2 separate regions of the Homo sapiens genome follow, and region 2 is linked to region 1. Evidence: chromatin loops called from intact Hi-C (ENCODE). Cell type or tissue: IMR-90. All regions are shown on one strand. Links, peaks and the distances in the headings refer to the core of each region. The heading gives the core; the rest is flanking DNA. Region 1 overlaps DOK6 (docking protein 6). Region 2 overlaps RTTN (rotatin).

What was found. Hi-C counts contacts between places; a loop is a spot of excess contacts. Peaks named below come from ENCODE experiments on the same cell type or tissue, not always from the same donor. Only the 100,000 strongest peaks of a DNase experiment are listed, where the experiment ranks them.
Region 2: it touches region 1 in a loop (2.0-fold over the local background); 4 of 110 quality-filtered maps call a loop at or near these places.

The regions. Positions count from the first base shown.
Region 1 is chr18:69,839,040-69,841,959 of GRCh38, reverse strand. It overlaps DOK6 (docking protein 6), which reads right to left. Exons shown (of 8, transcript NM_152721.6): 8 at 1-716. The coding sequence ends at 577. Among named protein-coding and RNA genes, the nearest start is that of CD226, 110 kb to the left of the region's middle. RefSeq lists an enhancer at 2,234-2,735. In IMR-90, for the core only: no CTCF peak of the experiment used is centred there; a DNase peak (open chromatin) is centred at 1,259; H3K27ac peaks cover 1,017 bases.
Region 2 is chr18:70,043,158-70,046,077 of GRCh38, reverse strand. The region is part of intron 40 of RTTN (rotatin); the gene reads left to right. Among named protein-coding and RNA genes, the nearest start is that of CD226, 97 kb to the right of the region's middle. In IMR-90, for the core only: no CTCF peak of the experiment used is centred there; a DNase peak (open chromatin) is centred at 1,247; H3K27ac peaks cover 655 bases.

The sequences.
Region 1 (2,920 bases), core at 192-2,691:
ACACACACACGAGTAGAGCTACAGGGCCCTGCTTAATAGTGTGTTCTGAATTTCATGTTCCTTTAATTGTCACTGGGTTTATTTATATGCAGCTACGATGTCATTTGCAGAGCTTACTGTATTTATCCCTGTCAGAACTTTAAAAGCCACAGAGCTTGTGGAGGGTCACCATTATGTCTAAGGACAGACCCTGTGCTCAGATGGGCGGACTGCGCTGTGAGGTCAGTGAGAGGTGCCCATCACCCAGGCATACCCCAGTGTGGGCAACTTTTCCCAGTGCTGAGGTTTCTGTTACTGTCAGACCCAAAGAATTTTGTTTATTTAAATAACTGTTCATACGATTTGGATTCTATTTATGTAAAACATAGATTCCCCCAAAGAAATTCAATAAATAAAGGACTTAGCCACTGAATCAAGGAAGCAGAACTCCAGTTTTTAACCTTCCAATGGGACTGGGGCTAGAGCCGACCCATTTCAATTTGTACTGCAATTGGTCTTCCAGGAGGCAGAGGGTAATGACCCCACAGACGGGTCCAGGACAGACTGTCTCTCTAGTCAACAGCGGCTCTCTGTGTGTCATTGGATGAGGCTGGAGCTGTAGCTGAATCCATAGCTGCTGGACCGCGACAACGGCTGCTGGGCCTCTTCACTCTGTTCTGGGGCGTAGCTGGGAAATGTCTGTGCACGAGACATCTTTGACGAACCAAACCCATGACCTAGAGAGGAAGAAAGGAGAGCTCTACTGAGAAACAGATTCAGAAGCACAAAAGATACACTATCTATCATCTATCTATTATCTATCTATCTATATTTTTAAGAACAATAAACAAGGCAGCAGCTTTCACATCCTCAATATTGAGCTCAAGATAAGTTGGTAAAAATTGAGCAATCTTGTTGCCTTGATCCTTGATGAATTAAAATGTATTCAGAGCTCAATATTTCCTCCAAATGTACTTTGCCAAAAATTCTGGATGCCAGAGAGCTAGGTAGATTTTCTAGGGAATCTGAAACTTCTGCTGTTCTTCAACTTTTGAAATAAAAGCAGAAAAGCTTTTCCCCAGAAAAAGCTGTTTTTAATGGAGAGCCTGTAAGCTGCTTTCTTTTCCTTTATGCTCAATTTCAGCATATAAAAGCAAATTACACACTTTCTTAAAATCTCTGGGAACAGGCAAGCTGTGCTTTACCCTAACCAGTAACCATGAATTATCAGAAAGAAAGCTTTTACAATGATAGAGATTCTGACTTATCCTAGCCGGTGTGTGAGTCACCGTCACTGAACTCACTTCATGATATGGTTAACCCAAACAATTAAGCTCGATGGCTACCAAAATGGCCAAAAGTTAAATTCCATACAAAATACATTTAAAGAAAATTCTGTCTATGCTTTTGGTTGTTCAGCTGCACCCCTGCATGAGAAATAGTCTATCGCAAACCGAAAACAGAAGTGATTACCGAAAACTTTTCAGAATGCTAACAATGTACAGAGAAACGCATGCATGCTAACTAAAGCTTCTGATGAACTTTCCAGTCGTTTCCTCATCTTTATTTGTTTTTTCCCCCTCATCCTTTTTAAGCCAGCAATTATTCTTCATACTTGAGAATGACTTGTATCTAATGGATGAGCTTAGAGGGAGAAGAAAAATAGATGTAGTAAGTCATGCTCTTTCAGAGTTTCTATTTTACCCAAAGGAGGGACTGTGCTGAGTCTGATTTGTGTGTCATCTGATCGCCTGGGCGAGGAACACAGAGAAGACAATCTGTTAACGCCGAGCACCGACCATCTCTGTGTCAGGCTCCGCAGGTGGCTCTGTCCTTGGCAATGTCACTCGCTTTCAGCCTGTTCTATTGCCAGGTGTGTTTGGCGACGTGGAAAATACTCTCTCACTGTGGGAAGCTTGGGATGCAGGGAGGAAACTCGGATGAACTGGGTGGTAAAAGGCTAATTAGAACGGAACCACTTAACCACTTAGCGGTAGAACCATTTAAATGTCAAAATACTGAGAGAAAAATCTTGCATTAAAAAAAAAGTTGTTTTAGATTCACTATGTCCTGGATTCTGTTGCTGTCCACGTCAAGGAAAGTGCACCAGGCTCAGCAAGAGGGGATCAAAGAGAAGAGGGGCTTTTCCCTCGCACCTCCTGCCCCACGCCCCTGGCTCTGCCACCGCCAGTCCTCTGAGCTTCCAGAACTTTCTGCCCCACGGCGCCTGGAGGCTCTACTAGTCCCTCCTTCCCCTCTCTCCCAGGGTCCTGCCCCGCACTCCTCCTCGCCTGGCCCGCAGGCCTGAGGGTGGTGATGCTTCCTGCTGTTGCGCATGTCTGCATTTTCTCATCGGTTCCCCCAGCTCTTGAAGCAGCCTCCTCATCAAATTCTTTTAATCTCAGCTGAGTGCATCTTCTTTCCTGCAAGACCCTGATGATATAGTGAAGGAAAAATGAAGCAGGGCAGAGGAGGGGAGGAGTTAAGAGAGTTAAAGGATGGGTTAAGGTAGTGATTACCAAAGAAGCTAGGAGAGGAGTTAGGGGCGGAACCAGGGGAGGGGCTAGGGAAGGAGTTAGGGGAGGGGCTAGGGAGAGACTAGGGAAGGAGTCATGGGATAGACCAGGGGAGGGGCTAGGGGAGGAGTTATGGGAGGAGCTAGGGAGAGACTAGGGGCAGGACCAGGGGAAGTGCTAGGGAGGAGTTAGGGGAGGGGTTAGGGAGAGACTAGGGGAGGGACTAGGGGATGAGTTAGGGAGAGACTGGGAGAGGAGCTAAGGAGATGAGGCTCGGGGAGAAGCTAGGGGAGGAGTTAGGGAGAGTGGGGAAGAGCTAGGGGGAGTCTAGGTGAGGGACAAGGGGAGCGACACAGGAGGGGATGGGGAGGAGCTAGAGGAGGAGTTAGGGAGAGACTAGGAGTGGAGCTAGGGAGAGACTAGGA
Region 2 (2,920 bases), core at 213-2,712, 200 kb before region 1:
TATACGCAGGAAAAAAAAAATCTGTGCTAGAGGAATTTGTGAAATTTACCTTGCCCTTATTTTTACCTAATACTTTGTAATATTATTCATTATAAAAGCTTTTGTTTATAATTTTTTTGTTACCTTTTTGGACAAAGAAAATGAGATAGCCTACAGTCACAGAATATCTCAATGATTTTCCTAATGACTAGCTAATTTTCCTCTTTATTTCTCTAAATTACAAATCACGTATTTTGTGAGGGTATGGATACATTAACCAATTATTTAAACCATGTTTCCTAATAAATCATACTCTTTGTGTTCGTGTAAGCAGTAGAATTTGGATACATGACATCTGTTAGAAAGGCACAGGCAAGTTTAAGACAAAGAAAGTGAAGAGAGGAAGTATACTCCTGGCACACTCATGACAAAATGTGTACCTAATGTAAGTTGGGACAGTTAATGGGCCTATTAAATTACAAACACTGTTTTCTTTGCCTTATAGAAATAGGATATGTGAATTAAAATATTATTAGAATACATTCAACAGCAACACGTTTTGATAAGTAATAAATGTAGCTTACTATATGTCCATGGAGGCTGTGGTTTGGGCCAGGTGCTGTATGAAGCAAAGTAAATTACAGTCTTTAAATTATCTGAAGAAATTATATTCTAAAATTGATGTCTTTCAAAGGTCTAAGTTTTCTGTAAAATCATACTCAAAAAACATTTGATATGGGACCTTAGGCAAATCACTTAACTTCTTGGGATTCAGTTCTTCAAGTGCAAAATGATAGGCTTTTATTACATTATTACTAAGTTTCAGCTGCCTCTAAAATCTCCATCCTCCTAACAAATCACTGTATTGGAACTTCAGTTAAATGTCTGGTCAGAGTTATCTTTTAAATGGTGCTTTATAGCAGTATCCCATAGGGGATACATGTTGAAAGTATTCATACTTACATCTTAAGTCATGTGTAAGTGTTTTTTTCTAAGTCCATTTTGAGGTGGTTTCAGACTTTGAGCATTTTCTAAGAAATATTCAGCTGTCTTTTGTCCATAAAATACTGAACACATTTGACTTAGCAGAGATTTTACCTTCCCTAGTTTATGAAGATACAGTAGTCTCCTCTTATCTGTAGTTTTGCCTTTTATAGCTTCAGTTACTCATGGTTGACTGTAGTCCAGAAATATTAAATGGAAAATTCCAGAAATACACAATACTTAACGTCTTAAATTGCATGCCATTCTGAGTAGTATGATGAAATATGCTCTGTCTCCCCTCAGGACGTGAATCATGCTATGTCTAGCTTACCCATGCTGCATATGATACGTGCCCATTCATCACTTAGTATAGCAATCTTGGTTATCAGACTGATGAATCACAAGACGAAGAAGGATGAGTGCATTGTAGTAAGATATTTTAGAGAGAGAGACAGAGAGGCCACAATCACATAATTTTTATTATACTATTCTGTTATTATTATTGTTAGTCTCCTACCTGCCTAATTTATAATTAAACTTTATTGTAGTTACATATTTATAGGAATAAAACTTAGAATATATGGAGTTGGGTACTATTCATGGTTTTAGGTATCCACTGGGGGTGTTGGAATGGATCCCTCAAGGATAAAGGGGCCTACTGTGCTCAATATGTTTTATTTGCAAATACATATAGATAACAAGATCAATAAAAATCTCTCTATATGTAGTAGATTTTGTCTATAATTGATATATTAATCAGTTGAGATAATGAATTAATTTTGCTCCTTATATTTGATCTGATATCTAAAAGTAGTAATGCAAATGAGGAACTCTTGTGCCTTATTTTAGATGTATTTTGTGCTCACATTTAGTGAATGGTAAAATTCAAGGGTAAATCTGTTGAAAGGAAGGCTTATATATTTAAGATCCCATTGTGTTGATGAATGTTCACTGTAATTAAAAAGCCTATTTTTTACATTAAGTACCTTTTGGAAAGAAAGCAAGAAAGTCTTGACCTAGAATACCCTACATCACTTAAATGTACAGAAGGGATTAATCTAGAAAGAGCATGACATTTAAATGAATTTTGGTTGATGAAAAGACATTATGTCTTGCTCTGTATATCGTCTTGATTTCTTTTTCTCTTTTTGTGTATTTGCTAGTTATCTGTTGCTTGAGTTTATTCTCAGCCTTGCTGCCTCCAGGCTCCTCACACTTCCAGTCGTGTCCACTTGCTCTTTGCAGTGATGCTCAGACTGCTTTTCAGTCTGCAGTAAGTACTGTATGGAAACTGATAGAAAGTCAGTTCTTCACTCCAGCCTTTCCTTCAGTATATGTTGGAAAGTATATGAATTTACCATAGATTAATTCTGTTTGTTTCCTTTTTGTCTGTTTGGTTTTGGTTTGGGGCTTTGATTTCAGTTTTACCATGTACACATTTTAGAGAACCAAACAGTTGTATCTGTAAGTTTTTACTAAAAGTAGGAGATTTCTGCCTTCATTCCTCATATTCTCAGAGGTGACCACTTATACCTCATTTAGCTACTTTTTATAGCTTCTCTTTCATGTCTCTAAATAACATGCTTATATTTTTTTGTCTTGATTATTCAGTTTTAAATATTATCTGTTGAATTCCTACTATGGAAAATGAGACTTTAGCTTTTTTTTCATGCCTCACCCACCTACCCTGCCAAAATGGGTTCCCTTCTCATTCTCCTAATATTGATATACCATAATGCCAATTAGAGAATAGGCAGCGTGAATGGTATTAAATTTATGACAGTGTTATACACAGTTGAACCGTGTTGCAGAGTGTTTAACTTTCTTTTCTTGCACAGCTTTTGTTTGCCTTAGAGGTAATTATTGTATTATTTTAAAACGTGCTGACTTTCCTGTTATCACTTACAAGCTCCATGCTCTTTGCCAGAATTAAACATCCTCTCAGTGTGTTCAGAAT